Linked DNA regions of Mus musculus: region 2 is linked to region 1. The links are chromatin loops, found by intact Hi-C in ENCODE. Cell type or tissue: left cerebral cortex. All regions are shown on one strand. Each heading gives the region's core, and the rest is flanking DNA. Links, peaks and the distances in the headings are about the cores only.

Evidence for each region. Peaks named below come from ENCODE experiments on the same cell type or tissue, not always from the same donor. Only the 100,000 strongest peaks of a DNase experiment are listed, where the experiment ranks them.
Region 2: it touches region 1 in a loop (4-fold over the local background); 1 of 42 quality-filtered maps calls a loop at or near these places.

Annotation. Positions count from the first base shown.
Region 1 is chr4:116,155,958-116,163,720 of GRCm38, forward strand. It overlaps Pomgnt1 (protein O-linked mannose beta 1,2-N-acetylglucosaminyltransferase), which reads left to right. Exons shown (of 22, transcript NM_026651.2): 16 at 1-57; 17 at 139-264; 18 at 1,936-2,000; 19 at 2,195-2,239; 20 at 2,466-2,601; 21 at 3,026-3,135; 22 at 3,223-3,887. The coding sequence ends at 3,310. It overlaps Tspan1 (tetraspanin 1), which reads right to left. Exons shown (of 8, transcript NM_133681.4): 6 at 7,671-7,763; 7 at 7,350-7,433; 8 at 5,924-7,078. The coding sequence ends at 7,031. Among named protein-coding and RNA genes, the nearest start is that of Tspan1, 7.8 kb to the right of the region's middle. In left cerebral cortex, for the core only: a CTCF peak has its summit at 4,030 (motif pointing right); DNase peaks (open chromatin) are centred at 4,106, 4,257 and 5,065; H3K27ac peaks cover 2,731 bases.
Region 2 is chr4:116,593,679-116,601,441 of GRCm38, forward strand. It overlaps Ccdc17 (coiled-coil domain containing 17), which reads left to right and starts at 3,052. Exons shown (of 13, transcript NM_001037916.3): 1 at 3,052-3,279; 2 at 3,355-3,423; 3 at 3,585-3,690; 4 at 3,760-3,922; 5 at 4,002-4,085; 6 at 4,165-4,283; 7 at 4,496-4,609; 8 at 4,822-4,949; 9 at 5,053-5,147; 10 at 5,283-5,486; 11 at 5,611-5,812; 12 at 5,879-5,989; 13 at 6,209-6,588. The coding sequence starts at 3,109. The coding sequence ends at 6,340. C530005A16Rik (RIKEN cDNA C530005A16 gene) reads right to left here and starts at 3,952. Exons shown (of 3, transcript NR_029450.1): 1 at 2,164-3,952. Gpbp1l1 (GC-rich promoter binding protein 1-like 1) reads left to right here. Exons shown (of 12, transcript NM_029868.3): 12 at 1-224. Nasp (nuclear autoantigenic sperm protein (histone-binding)) reads right to left here. Exons shown (of 16, transcript NM_016777.3): 16 at 7,374-7,763. In left cerebral cortex, for the core only: CTCF peaks have their summits at 2,136 (motif pointing left) and 4,049; DNase peaks (open chromatin) are centred at 2,841, 3,183, 3,981 and 5,204; H3K4me3 peaks cover 2,233 bases; H3K27ac peaks cover 1,938 bases.

The sequences.
Region 1 (7,763 bases), core at 1,862-5,861:
CTCAGGAAATCTTTATACAAGGAGGAGCTTGAGCCCAAGTGGCCCACACCAGAAAAGGTACCCAGCAGGGAAGGGTGAATGGGCTGGAATCCCTGTTAATTCCAGACTTGTAGCCTTCATAATGTCCTGTGACCACAGCTGTGGGATTGGGACATGTGGATGCGGATGCCGGAACAGCGCCGGGGCCGAGAGTGTATCATCCCGGATGTTTCCCGATCCTACCACTTTGGCATCGTCGGCCTCAACATGAACGGCTACTTTCATGTGAGCGGGGGAATTAGGATGTAGGATGCTATATGGCTTAGTTGTCAAGGACATGGATGCTGGAGCCTAGCTTTGGTACATACTAGCCATGTCAGTTTAGGGAGGTTATTGTTCTGTTTCTGCCAGTTTCTCTATCTGTAAAATGAGGATTAAAAATGCTGCCTGCCAAGGGCCCAGCAAATCACCTCCTTGTGATTCCAGCAGGAGGAGGAGCTGAGACAGGAAGAGCATTACTCTGAGGCCCTGTCTCAGAAAACAAAACCAGCAACAGCAAAGCCAGCTGGGCCTAATCCCAGTCCTTAGGAGGCAGAGCCAGGAAGGTGACTGAGTTTGAGTATACAGACTAACAAAAAAGTAACAGCAAAAACTCAGAACTCTTGAACTACTTCTCTCATTATAAGGTTTGATCTGAAATTAAAACAAACCAAAAAATTTAGGGGTGGTGGTAATAAAAATTAAAACACCTTTCTTCCCAGCACTTGGAAGGCAAAGGTAGGCTGTTCAACGCTATCCTGGACTTCCAGTCTTGAAAAACAAACAAACAAAAAATTTAGATTTATTTTTCATTTTTTGTCTATGACTGTGCACTGTGTGTGTGCCTGGGCCTGAGGAAGTCAGAAGAGAGCATCAGATGTCCCTGGAACTGGAGTTACATGCTTGTGAGCCACCATATAGGTGCTGGGTACTAGAACTCTGATCTTGTGCAAAAATATCAAGTGATCTCAACCACTGAGTCATCTCTCCATCCCCTGAATATGTTTTTAAATGATTTATTTTATACATATGAGTGTTTTGCTTGCATGTGTATACATGTATCGTGTTTGTGTCTGATGGCTAAGGAATCTAGGAGAGGACACTGAGTCTCCTGTAACTGGAGTTACAGATGGTTGTCAACCACCATCTGGGTGCTGAGAACCGAACTCGGGGCCTCTATAACAGCATCAAGCTAGACGGTGGTGGTACAAGCCTTTAATCCAATATTTGGGAGGCAGAGGCAGGTGGGTCTCTGTGAGTTTGAAACCAGCCTGGTCTACAGAGTGAGTACCAGGACAGTTGGGGCTACACAGGGAAACCCTGTCTCAAAAAAAACAAAAAGAAACAAAAAAGTGCATTTGAAACAGTACAGCTGAAAGGGATATATTTAATTTAGAACCTCCTAAAAGCAAGAGAAGCTAATAAAATCCTTATTTACCAATATTTACCATATTTCTTATCTACTAAGGAAGGACAAGTGCTTCCTCGCGCCATTCATGGAACCTGAATCAGCAGTTTCCTTCCTTCTAACCCATCTTTGCAATTGGCTACATCCAACGGACCGGTGTCTCTTTCTCAGTCTTCCCTTCCTCCCCCTCTGATACACACACCCCTACCCCTTGTGTTTTCAGGTCTCTTGTAGCTCAGCCTGAGACTGGTCTTGAAATTCTAATCCTCCTGCCTCCATCTCTCTTTACTTCTAAGTCTCTGTAGCAAATCTGGGGAAAGCCAGTGGGAACAGGACTAGTTTACGGGTCAGTAGCTTGAGCCAAGGGACCAGACCAAATTAAAGGTAGTAAGAGCTTGCCAAAGACAGCAACTCGGAGGGCCCTGGGTCTTGTAGATCTTCAGTAGGTCAGTGAGCAAGTGTGGGCCACACCAAGAAGTCCTGGCCTTCTGTCCTCATTCCTGTTTCAGGAGGCCTACTTCAAGAAGCACAAGTTCAACACAGTTCCAGGTGTCCAGCTCAGGAATGTAGACAGGTAGAGACTGGCAGCAGGCTAAGGGGGTGGGTATCTAAGGCTTGATGGCCAGTGCTTGCTAGTCCTTTCCTGTCTGGGGCCTTGGGAATTTACCTCAGCCCTGCTGTACCTTTTCCCCGTGTGACCCTTTGCCCTGCTCATTCCTTTCCATGGACCTGAGGGACTCTCCTGATATGTTTCTCCCTCCCCTTCAGTCTGAAGAAAGAAGCTTATGAAGTGGAAATTCACAGACTGCTCAGGTATGCCCTAGGGCAATTGGGATGCCTGGCAGGGAGTAAGGAATCTAGCTTCCTTGGTGACACCGTTAATGGGCACTATAGAAAATAAAAACCAGTGTGCTCTGGTACAGACATTAAGAACTGAAAGAAGGTAGCAGCGGAGCATTAACTCAAGTTCAGGGCCCTGTGTGTCCCATCTAGGAAGTAGGCCCTGTTTCGGCCTTAACTTTTTTTTACCCCAATGCAGTGAGGCCGAGGTTTTGGACCACAGCAAGGACCCTTGTGAAGACTCCTTCCTGCCAGACACGGAGGGCCACACCTATGTGGCGTTTATCCGAATGGAGACAGATGATGACTTCGCCACCTGGACTCAGCTTGCCAAGGTGCCTCAGGCTGCACCTCCCTCAGTAGCGCCCGCATCAACATGCGCTGCCCCTGCTATGCTAGCAAGAGTCTTTGTTAGAGAGCTTTCAACCTCAGAACCTTCTCCTACACTCTTACTTCTCTCATCTCACTTCCTGGCCAGGTATAGTGCGGGCCTTTCATGCAGCACTCGGGAGGCAGAGGCAGGCAGATCTCTGATTCAAGGGCCAGCCTTGGTCTACAGAGTGAGTTCCAGAATAGCCTATGATTACACAGAAAAACCCTGTCTCAAAAAAACAAAGAAGAGAACCTCTCTTTTAAGCCCTTGCTCAAATCCGTACTCCAGATAATGCTTCCTCTTGAAGGGTGAGGCTCCGCAAGGCCTTCAGAGAATCATCTCCACGGCTTCTTGACCATCTCTTTCTCCTACTCTATCCCTGCTAGTGCCTCCATATTTGGGACCTGGATGTTCGTGGCAACCACCGGGGCCTGTGGAGATTATTTCGGAAGAAGAACCACTTTTTGGTGGTGGGGGTCCCAGCCTCCCCTTACTCGTGAGTCACCCCGTTCTGCCCTAGGAAATGGCCTTCTGGGTCTGAAGCATGTCCTCTCCTCTGTACCGTTCATCTGTTATGTTTCAGAGTGAAGAAGCCACCATCAGTCACCCCTATTTTCCTGGAGCCACCCCCAAAGGAAGAAGGAGCCCCAGGGGCTGCTGAACAAACGTGAAGCCTCCTCCAGGACTCTGCAGGGCTGGGTACTGTGTACCCCCAGACAGGCTAGCCCGTTGCCCTACCCTGTAGGATTTAGTAGATGCTGGTAGGGGTAGGGCTGGTTTGTTTTTAACATGGAATTTAATTACTAACTCCAAGGGGAAGGATCCCCTGCCCCAACACCCCTATTCCTGAGTTTAAGGTCTATTTATTTACTTCCTTGTCAAAGAAGAGCAGGAGAGTTCCCAGGACCTCTTTGGGATCCCTGGGTAGCTGATCCACTCTTTTCATACCCTGTCCTCCCAGGCCTGGCTCAGAACCTATTTATTGACTGTCCTGGGGGCCTTGGGAATAGGCCCAACCCGGGGCCTTTATTCCTCTCTGGACCAGGATGCTGCCCTGAGGGTGGGACTGGCTCATACTCAGGAAAACTGTTGTGCCCAACTGATGGACAGGCCCATATGGGGTCCATGTGCTGACAGACTCACACAGAGACCTTTAGACACTGGACCAGGTCTCCTCTTAGCCTTCTCTTTGTCCAGATTTCCAAAACTGGATAAAGATGGTCATTGATTAAAAAAGAAGAAAACCTCTGGGGGTGTATTTTGTAATAGTTTTGTGGGGAGTATGGCGTGGTGGTGAGGGAGAAACCATTACTGGATAAATGGTGAGGTGTTTGGGGTTTTTGGTTTTTTGTTTTATCTGCCATAGTTTATCTTCTGTGTGAAGCCATTTGGCCACCAGGGGATGCCCAAGTCTCAAGCTTCAAGTCTTTTGTTTCAGAAGGGTTCCACCCTGGTACCAGCTGACTTATATGCCTTGCCTACTTGGCAGCCATCTCACACCCCTTCCTCGCTATTCTACCACCCTGCTAGTTCCATCCTTTGTGTCTGAGCCCAGCACCTGTCCCCAGAAACGGAGTAGGTAAGAGAAACCAAAAAGGACAGATGGGGGTGGTTGAGGCAATGCTCTGGACGTAACCATAGTGGAGACAGGAAGTGACTGGATCAGAAACAGTGGCAGCCACAGCAGTGTGGGAGATGATTTTGAGAGAAGATACTGGGCAGGCAGATACAGGAGCAAGGCTTTCTGTGGCCTGAATTGGTTGTGTGCAGAATTCCATATAGGGATGTTTTTTCTGCATAAAAGGTCCATGGTTTTCATCAGAGGCTAGTAACTCAAAGGAGCCTAGGAAAGTCTGAGTTAATCACCAAAAACCAGACAATATAGTCGTTTGGGAGTCAGATAGCCCAAGGCAGGGGAATATGACCTTTAAGGCTCTGAAGATTAAGATCAGGACCTGAGTAGATCAGACTGTAAGAAAGGGTATAACTCTTGCCAAGGACGGGAACTTACTGGAATTCCTGCCCTTTACCTTTGCTGTCCTGGTGCCCCTTACTGGTGCCTAGAGCTCAGCAGTAGTATCGTGCAATATGGCTTTGACATTGGTCACCACCCTGACCCCCTTCAGTGTTCAGTAGAGCTAGTGTTTCAGGTGGCAAAGTAGGCACAGGAGAAGCAATTAGACCGTGATGAAGTGGCAGCCCTCCCTGGACAAACAAATCCCCTTCCTCCTCCTGCTTCCACACAGGCACTTGTGGGAGGAATAGAGTTTGTGTGGGAGATGCAGTTTGCTGGCAAAGGGTGAAGGCCAACTAGTTCTCTATCTAGAATCCTAGTAGATTCTTGGTCAGGCTTCACAGAAGCTGTGTGGCTCTGGCCAAGTCTGTTCTTTTTTGGGCCCAACAAGTGGGTGGGTGATAGCTGTGGGCTGCTCTGGAAAAGCCCATAGAGACAGATGGGGGGCGGGACTGTCAAAGGGAAGGGAGGAGGGAAGATAGTCAAATCGGCTTTGCCTGGTGGCAGCCACTGTCCTGCAGCAACAGCATTTCCCTTGATGCTGCCACTTGAAGTTCAGAGGCATTCAATTTTTGTTTTTTGGGGGGGCTTTTTTTCTGAGACGGGGTTTCCCTGAGTGGACTTGGCTATCTTGGACCTCACTATGTAGACCGGGCTAGCCTCAGACTCAGAGATCAGCCTGCTCCTGCCTCCCAGGTGCTGCGGTTAAAGACATGTGCCACCAAAGTATTGCATTTTTTAAAAAAGACATTTAGATTTTTTTTCAGAGACATTCAGTTCAGTTTCTTCAGGTTGGACTGTTACTGTGTCAAGCAAGGTCCACCCAGTTACAGGAGCCCATCTGGCAGCTAAGGACTGGGTAAAGACTAGGAATGTATTATAGTGGTGTGTTTGCCTAGCACACATGAAGTCGGGTGTGATCCACAATACCTCCTAAAACCAGGCATGGTGATGGATACATATCTCTAAACCCAGCACTTAGGAGACCGAGGCAGGAATTCAGTGTCATTCTCAGCTACATAGAAAGTTCAAAGCTGTGCCGGGCGTGGTGGCGCATGCCTTTAATCCCAGCACTTGGGAGGCAGAGGCAGGCGGATTTCTGAGTTCGAGGCCAGCCTGGTCTACAGAGTGAGTTCCAGGACAGCCAGGACTACACAGAGAAACTCTATCTTGAAAAACCAAAAGAAAAAAAAAAGAAAGTTCAAAGCCAGCCTGGGCTGTATGAGACCCCTCCATCTAAGCAAAAACAACAAAGAAGTGAGATCTTGGCCAGGTGTAATGGTGCACAGCTTTAATCCCAGCATTCAGGAGGTAGAGGACCCCTTTTTCAGAAACAAAGGAAAAAGAATGCTTGGGTGAAAGAGCCAGTGCCAACGGTGGCCATAGTGCTATAATTATGCTCTCAGCCCCTGCATTAACTGTGCCACCAAGATCAAGCAGGCCACACTCTTCAGCTGCCCAGTTCCTGATGAAGATGATGGAAACATACCCGATGTGTCCATCTGCCCTTAGGGCACAAGTCTGGAATTGCTGAAGAACTTGTGTCCCCCTTTGCTGCCCCCCAATAAAATATATACACCCCCCAAAGTATACAGATCTTTAGAGCAATGGATAGGCCAAGAATAAATGATTTTGAGATTCCCCAAAGTAGGGCATATAGCTTAGACGTACTTATCTAAGTTCCTGGAGGGCTCCAACTAGTGACTCCACCCACACAGCCCTGACTTGGCACAAGCTTGTTATTTTCATAGCTTTCCAGTCTAGTGCCCTTCACCAGGAGGGAGAACTTTCACCGCAAAGCCCTCCTGGTACATAAACGCAGACCAATGCAGCTCTCCCTTCCTCAGTGTACTCTTGGACACTTTTACTCTCCCTCCCAGGCTGGAACCAGATACCTACGTCCCTTCCCTCCCACCCTGCTGAGTCTCCAGCTTCACAGAAGTCAGTGCAACTTAGGCAATCAGGACCCATCTCTCCAAGCATATACAGGTCAATTAGAAATATTTTCATTGGTTTATAGGTTCCAAAATGCCTTCTATACATTCCTTCAATGACTTTACAGTGTTAGAAAATGCCCAGGCTGTAAGTGCCTTCATCCACTAGTGGAGTGCTAGGATCATCAAGAGTCTCAGGAAATGGGCAGACTTGGCTGCCTCTGAGACTGGGACCGATGCCCCCCTCACCCCACCAGTGGAAGAACAAGGCAGACAAAGCCCACGAGGTGGTCCCTATTTAGCCCAAAGTCCCTGAGCAGCAAAGGCAAATCCATTCCAGCCCAAATGACATTTCATCTCCACCCATTGCTGCTGCTTAGCTGTGCCAAGTGCCTCTTCCTGGTTTCCATGTGACGGCAGCAAGTCAGGAGGAAGTAGTAGTCTTATTTCAGATTGCAGTATAGATACATGGATACAACCATGGCAGCCAGCTGATGGGGAGGAGCAGGGAGACATGGAAGGACATAATTGAGATCCTCAAGGACTGATTTCTTGTCTGCCCTGAGCAGCCTACACAAAGCACTGTTTTCTCAATGATAGACATGCGTGGTACCCATAGGCCCCTGAGTTGAGTCCTCAGCTCCAGAAATGAAAACACTATAGAGTTCTTTTTCCTCTAGAGAAGCCTCAGAGATGAGCTAATCTGTACAGGTCTGGTGGAAACTGATAGACACCCCAGTTCCAGTCTTCATACTGACTTACCTCTAGGGCCGCAACTCCAACTGCCACACCACCCACAGTGACTGCATTGGCTCTGATTCTATGCAGAATCTCTTTGAAACAACCCTTGGAGAAAGAAAGTATTTATAGCTGGCAATGCCCTACCTCCAGCACACTTACTACTTACTGTAAAGCCATTAAAGCAATCAAACTGGTGCTGGGTAGTGGTAGCACACAGGAGGCAGAGGCAGGCAGATCTCTGTTAGTTCAAGCCCAGCTTGGTCTACATAACAAGTTCCAGGACAGCCAGAGCTACACAGACAAACCCTGTCTCAAACAAGACAATTCCATGCCAGCACATACCTGTACTTTCATACTTTTGGCCTTCTCCTCGGTGCATGGTTCAACTGTATGGTTGCCAGGGTTGGCACAACAGGGTGGGGGGAAGACTTTATT
Region 2 (7,763 bases), core at 1,665-5,664, 440 kb after region 1:
ACGTCGAATAAATATTTTGCATCAGTTTGGATTGTCTTGTGTAAGAAATATATTTTCTTTAAAATTAGAGAGTGGATTCTTTTTTTAAGGGAAATATTTTTAGAAAACTAGGGGAAAACTGAATTCAGCCCCACCTGTTTCTCTTTTCAGCAAAAATTCTTAATGTGGAAAAAACCTGTGCAATAAATTATTCATAATAAACTACATTTTTTTTACTGAAGGAATTTTTTAGTGCCCAGGATTTATCAATATACCTGGGTTTGGAGGCCTCCCCCCACCTCAGTTGGTTGTGTTTTATGTGTAGGTGTTTTGCCTATGTGTGTGTCTCTGAATGCCATGCTGCACTGATTGCCAGAGGAGGCCAAAGGGGGACTTCTGCTCCTCTGGAAGAACAGCTCTGAACTGCTGCTGAGCCAAGTGTCCAGCCACCAATATGAATATTTTAAAGAAGGCCTGACAAGTGCTTCCTACTTAATTAAATGGGTGCATGGGGGTGATTGAATGAAGTAAGACGACAGTGGAGATGGAGGAATGAGAATGACTCCGTGTAGGGTTAGCACTTGCCCACTAAGTGTTTACATCTTCCATACCTAGAAACACATGGTGATGGAAGTTGAGAAATGGTTTCCACAATTTGTTCTCCGAGTTGTATATGTGAACTTGATATGCACATATACATACAAAATGAATGAAGAGCTGGAGAGATGGCTTAGTGGGTTAGGAGCGCTTGTGGCTTTTGCAGTTTTTATGGTTGTGGTTCCACATTTTAGGGCCACCAAGATGGCTCAGTGAACTTAAGTTTATGTCACCAAGTTTGAGGATTTCGGTTTGATTCTTGGGATCCACATGATGAAAGTAGACAAATGACTCCCTTGACATGATACTTTACCTGGCCTACCTGTGCTAACACAAATACATGCACAGGCTAAATGTTAAGATATGTTAAGGAAATTGGCAGCTGGAGGTCATAGTTCATTGGCAGAACATTTACTTGCATTGCATGGCCAAGGCCCTCGATTTACTACCTGAAACCACCACAAAAGGTAACACTTTCAGTATAATGCTCATGTAGCCCATTTTTCTAAATCTGCTGGAATTGGAAGGATGGCCCCATGGAGCACTCAACTAGCTGCTCTTTCAGTTGGCTACGGTTCAAAATGCAACTAGCAATCATAACCTAAGCCACCCCAATTCTAACCTCATTGGGAACTGAATGCGTTGGTATACGTGCAGGCAAAATACCCATACACTAAAAAAGAAAAAGCATCTTTTAAATCTATGAAGTAACAGTTTATTAAGGCAGTGGAGAGAATGCTCGCCTTTTATATAATGTTTCAGAGCACATAAACATCGTGTAACTTGCTCCTCTTTGGATGTTTGGAGAGAACTACCTTAACAGCTCTGTCTTACTGAGGAAAGGCTGCTTCAGAAATGAGGTGCATGGATCTGTGTAGACGAATTTTAATCAGGGAACATGTTTGCTCTTGAAAAGGATCACATCCAAAAGATAGATGTCTGTATGACCTCGCTGGATACAGACATGCCCTTAGTGTGATGAATCAGAAATATCTGACCAAATGAGTCAGAGAGATCAGCTCAGGAGCGAGGATTAAAAAGAAAAAAGGCAATTTTCATTGTAGTATGAACTCAGCAAGGTCTGAGGCTGAAGTAGGTTTATTTTTTTTCCCCCAATTTGCTTTTATATCATTTTAATTACATGCAAATAATAAGATCAGTTCTAGGCTGGAGAATAAGCAAGACAATAAAACTCCCAAGCTCACTGTTTCTAAGTGCTTATCAGGATGACCAAGATATCTGAGCCTACTTCCCTGTCCTAGCCCAAAGTAAAATTCTTGCCTTAAGCCTACTACTTTGTTCTAGCCAAATTAGATTCCTGCCTGAGCTTACTTCCTTGTCCTGGCCTAATGTCAAATCCCAGCCAAGTGGCCCCACAAAGCTCTCCACAGATGGGCAAAGCCCAACTCAGGAAAGAAATGCTACTTAAGAGCAGTGCAGGGGGGCTGGTGAGATGGCTCAGTGGGTAAGAGTACCCGACTGCTCTTCCAAAGGTCCAGTGTTCAAGTCCCAGCAACCACATGGTGGCTCACAACCATCCGTGACGCCCTCTTCTGGTGTGTCTGAAGACAGCTACCGTGTACTTACATATAATAAATAAATCTTAAAAAAAAAAAAAAAAAGAGCAGTGCAGGGAAAATCCATCTTGGAGTTAGTTCAGTTGAGTGTAGTTTAGAGGCAGCTTCACCAAGTAGAGCACTTCAATGAGAAGCTAAGAGAAGCCGGTTTGAACCAGTTCAGAGAGGACTTTGAGACAGAACAGCTGAGTTGAGTCAGCCAGCTTTGAGGAAGAGCTAGAGTGAGTTTATTCAATAGTCTCAGAGCCTGAAAACATTTTAGGCATAGATTCGCCTAGGAGATGAGGATGAACGTTGCTTTTACAGATCTGTGTAAAGGTGACGATAACTTGACCAGCAGAAAGAGCTCGTTTAACTCACAAGTAGTATCCATCTGACAAATTGTATTCTCCCCAACGGGTCTCCCAGTTCTCATTACTGGAAAGGTTCAGATCATTCCTGTCCCAGAATGGGAATTAGAAAGACTATTCCATTGTGTGGTGTGTTAATTCTGTAAAAGATGGGTTTATGCAAAGACATACTGCTAATATGAGGTTTACCTTGTGCGGAAATGTTCCCTACAGTGGAGAATTCTAGCTTGAAATCTGTCCATTTTAGAGAACAGCTGTGGTACAGATGACAGTTGCCTATCAGAGGCTAAATAGGCAATGAAGTCAAAGCCGCAGTTAATTAAATACTTGGCCAAACTCACTGTAATTGGTGGAACAAACTGACATTTTCACACCTGGGCCCCACCCAAAGGTGGCCAGGCACATTGCCCAGGCCTGCCTAAGCCTGTACTCGCTGCCCAGGGAGCTAGGGCACCTCCCCAAACATAAACATACATTTGAAGGACCTGGCGATTTAGCAGACTTGGTCTATTCTTTGTCCCTTTTCTCTCTTTTCTGTCCAGTCCGCCTTTTCTCTTTTGTCACATCCTCTGTAGGACGCTGGTGTCTATAAGAGATTCCATTCCATGGCCGATTACTCAGGGGAATCAGGACTTTTATCCTGTGAATCCTGTGATATGGTTTTCCGCTCCTGGGCTCTGTTGGCCACACACACCAAACGATTCTGCATTGGCCGGCTGACTCCGGAGGTAACACTTAAATCACAGCCTTCAGTCGCGATCAAACGAGGCACCAAGGTAAGGGCCGCCAGTGGCCAGGGGTAGGTTTTCCATCAATCATTATTCTTACGTTTTTTGCCTCCCCGCCACCAGATCATGGCACAAGAAAAGAGCCGTGATCAGGAAGCCAGCACATCTGCTCTAAAGAGGCTGACAGAGGAGGTACACACCAATCATGACTACAAACTTCAACTTTACATGTGTAGAGATTTACATGCTGGAAATCACCCAGTACAGAAATAGCGGGTCCGAGTTATTTGCAGGTGCAGTTGCTGTCCCTACAGAAAATAGGTCCCCGAGCGACTGAGGGTCTCACTTCCCAGACTGCAGGGAGCCCTGGGGAGAGGCTGCGAGTCTTGCAGGGAACCCGCGCCAGACGCATGGCAGAAACAGAAGCACAGAGCCGGGCGCTGGAGCGTCGCGGCGAAGGTGAGAGGTAAGGACTCGGCCCTGTCGCTGTGCTCGGACTCACCCTGACTCTGCCCATTTGTCCCTCAGAATTAAAACGGCGCCTCCACAGCGTGGCGGGACCCAAGGGAGGATTACCCCGCCCATTCGACTTGGAGCGCGAGCTCAGAGAACTCAAGGAAGAGGCCAACCGGACCCGGGGAGCACTGCAAACGCTAGGTGCGCATTTCCAGGCGCTCCAGCTTCAGCCTCGGTGAGTTGCCGGCCCAGCTTTGGTAGGAGTGCGGGCGGGGCCTTGGGCTCGGGTCAGTGACATCATCTGCTTGCGCCAGAAAACTGCAGGACACCCATAGGGCAGTGGAATTCTGTTACCTGCCCCTGCGGTTCAACCCGGAAACGCTGGCTGCAGAGATCCGGTGAGGACCCCGGCCCTGGGTGGACAGGATCGGGAGTCTGTTCAGTCTGGGAGATCGCTTTCTGCTGCCTTCTTGCTAGGATCCTACGTGAAGCCTACGTGCACGGTGGAGGCCGGGACCCAGAAGTTCTGGACAAAATATTGCAGCTGCAAGTGGAAGCGTCAGCCCTGGAATTGCAGCGGTCGCAAAACCGCAAGGGTGAACGAAAGGGTCTATCATAGAGGGTTTCTACACTGATGGTCCTAGAGTTGGAAGGAGAAAAGGGCTTGAGGGAGAGCACCACTAGAATGGGAGGCACGTAAGCCCAAGGAAGGAAAACCCATTGCCAGATGACAAATCCAGGCTTGTGCAGAAACCCTTAAAGTTGGATTACTACATAATGCTTGACAGATCACTTTAATTCATCTCAGAAAAACTAAGTGCCGCCTCTGAGGAGGTTCTAACGGTGGAAGCCGAAAACAGGCTCCTGGAGGCAGAAATCCTGGCATTGCAGAAGCAGAAAGTCCTGAGTCTGTCGCCCTGGGGTCAGTGAAAAATACAGCCTCTCCCTAGACAATCCCAGGGAACCCAACTCTGAAGGGGTGAAGGGACCAAGTCGGGAGGATGAAGTCCATGTCTGTAACGTGTTTCTGTCAATACAGCTATCTTTGTATCTTTGGTTTATGAGCCTGTACTCCCTCTGACTTACTCAGTTTGCTGCTTCCTCCAGCTCAAGCCACTTTGTTGTTGTTTCTAGGATCCAGGGATCTCCCCGGACACCTGAGTAGGTGTGATAACTCCCTCCTCCCTCCACTGGTTGCACCCCCAATACCACAACTTACAAGTTCCACAAAAGCCCAGAACTTCCATGGCACTTCAAAGACTGTGAGAAAGACAGCATTCGGGGTTGATGGCTGGCTTGACATGCAGTTTGGGGATCATGGGCAGATTGCAGTTCTGTAGGACTGAACTCTTTTGTCCACAATAGATACTTAATGGAACCATGACAAGAAAAATGGGTCTGGATCTCCACTTCCTCCTACCTGCATCAGATGTTCTAGGTCCAGCACCCTATGATCCTGGGTGAGGCCTGCTCCCTCCTTCACAGCATTTTTGAATGCTGACATTTATGGAGACCCACCAACCGCCATCCAGGCTTAAAGTACTGGCCGGGTGGAGGAATTAGGGGCTCTGTGTACATAGATTTGTATTCTTCAGGGCTGGCCTTGTCATTTTCTATGACTTCCTGCGGGGCCTTGACACTTCTTGGATATGGGTACAGCTAATGACCAGCTTGGCCCGGAATGGACAAGATACAGGAGGGACCACAGCATTACCTCCAGCCCTTTGCTTGCCACAACCTTCAGCTCCTGGACCTATGGGCAACTGTGCTATCCTAGCAAGCAAGCAGCCTGTGCCCAGGTTAGTAGGTATAGGTCATAAAGGCTGCACCTTACTAGGTCTGATCTGTACACTGGGCCCAAGAGCAGCCCTACAACAAACTAGGGACTTCAGCTAAATACTCGAACGTGATTTTGTTTCACAGGCTGCCTCCATCACCACTGGTATCTTTGATCTGTGAACTACAGGCCTGGCATGGAGTTACATGGGCACCACAACCAAAGGCTTGGGCCTCACTATTGCTATTTGACCAAGATCTGAGGGTGCTTAGGGGCCGTTGGCGCCTCCCACTTCGGGTCTATCCTAACACCAGCCTCAGCCTTGCCCAGAGGAATGAGATTCCCCAGGTAAGTATAGAGGATAAAGACTGGGTATACTCCCAGATTCCAATGGAGTACCACTTCCTTTGTTAGGCAGGCCAGGCTGAGCTCTTTCTGAGGCTGGTAAATGCAAGAGATACAGATGCCCAGACATTGGCAGAGATCAACCCAGCAAATGCCCATGAATACCAGTACCCACCAATGGTGAGTCCACTTCTGGTCAGCCTGTAGGCTAAGCAGCTTCTATTAGATAGTGTATACCAATTAAGGTATCTACATTAATCCTTAAACCTACCCATGAAATACCATGTGGCAGAAAAAGAACACTTGCCCTGCTTTTCATTAAACTTTGTCCTCAGTTTAACTCCAACGTTTGTCTTAAGTTTTGCTTAAAAACAAAACCCTATCTTTCATATTCTATAGGTGTCCAGTTCATCTGTGGAATCCAGCTTCTTCACCCACAGTTCTGCCTTTGCTGACCCCCCACCTCCCACAGAAGAGGCTTTTGTCAGCGTTAAGGATAAAAATGAGCACTTGAGTCCTCACCAGTTTTGACTGAAACACTGAATTTCTTCTAGACCTGCAGCTTTTTAAATGGGGTCTTGTAACAGTGGCCAACTACATTTGATCCTAAAATACTGTGTGGCAAAAAAGAACTTAACCCAAACCCACTTTTCTTTAAACTAGCCAACTAGAATTTCTTCTGCATTTATTTTCCTTTTATAAAGCAGGTCCAGGAGTAAATGTCTTCAAATATTTAGTTAAACTGGCTGGCATTCAACACTTTGAAAATGGCTTTACCTAAACCAGTGTTGTCAAATTTCACTGAATTCAGCTTTCTCAGGAATTGTAGACAGAAATCTATCCGGGATCAAGCTTCCAATATAGAGGGAACTCCAGATTTAGATTAAAGGGTAGCCCAATTCTTTTCCAGCTAAGTAGAGGATCATCTACTGGAATTGTATCCTGGACCAATCAGCAAAGATGGCCTACTACTGCATATAAAGTGTTCTGAATGGAAAAATGGGGAAAAACACTTGAGGACTTGGAGTATAATACAAAGTTCTCAAGAAGAGCCAGACACTCTTTAGCCAAGCTTTTAGTGACGGAGCAAAAAAATTTGTGAAAAAAAATGGAAAATCATTCTGTACAGCTCCCATCCTCAGGACTAGACTGTCAGCAGGCTTTGTAGCATTTAACAAGTCAGTATGAGGCAGCTCAGACTCTGCACCCTGCCTGTTCTAGCCCAATGGCATTAAAATCCTGACCACCACCGGGCAGTGGTGGCGCATGCCTTTAATCCCAGCACTTGGGAGGCAGAGGCAGGTGGATTTCTGAGTTCAAGGCCAGCCTGGTCTACAGAGTGAGTTCCAGGACAGCCAGAGCTATACAGAGAAACCAAACCAAACCAAAAAAACCAAAACCAAACCAAAACAAAAAAACCCTGACCACCATCCCACAACTAGACACCAAGAAGTGATGGACCAGTTTGCCACTCAACTCCATATTGCACGAGGCACTCCCAGCAGCCCAAGAACCTTCTTGTACTTGTTCAGTCTTCCATATATAATTCCAGAACAAGGGCTTTGTTAAAATTAGCATATTTATTTTTATAGACAAAACTGCAGACAATATAACAATTCCACTTATTGACATATAGTAACCTTTCTATACAGAAAATAACACACTTTCTCCCCCCAGTGTCTTATACTACAGTGTGAGCCTGAGTCTAACAACTGTTTTCCTCAGGAACAATTTCCCAGGTTTCTACCAGTTTTCCCAGGATAGGATTATGGCCTTAAATGGAAACCAGATGAACAGCAGATAGGGACAAACCAAGACCTGGGTCATATTCCATCATCCATTTTCAGCACCAAACTGATTTCTACCAGTTCTTATTTAGCAGACCCCATCCAAGGACAGCACCACTGAAAGCTTACACAGTAATTGATTTCAGCCAAGTATTGGGAAATAGAAC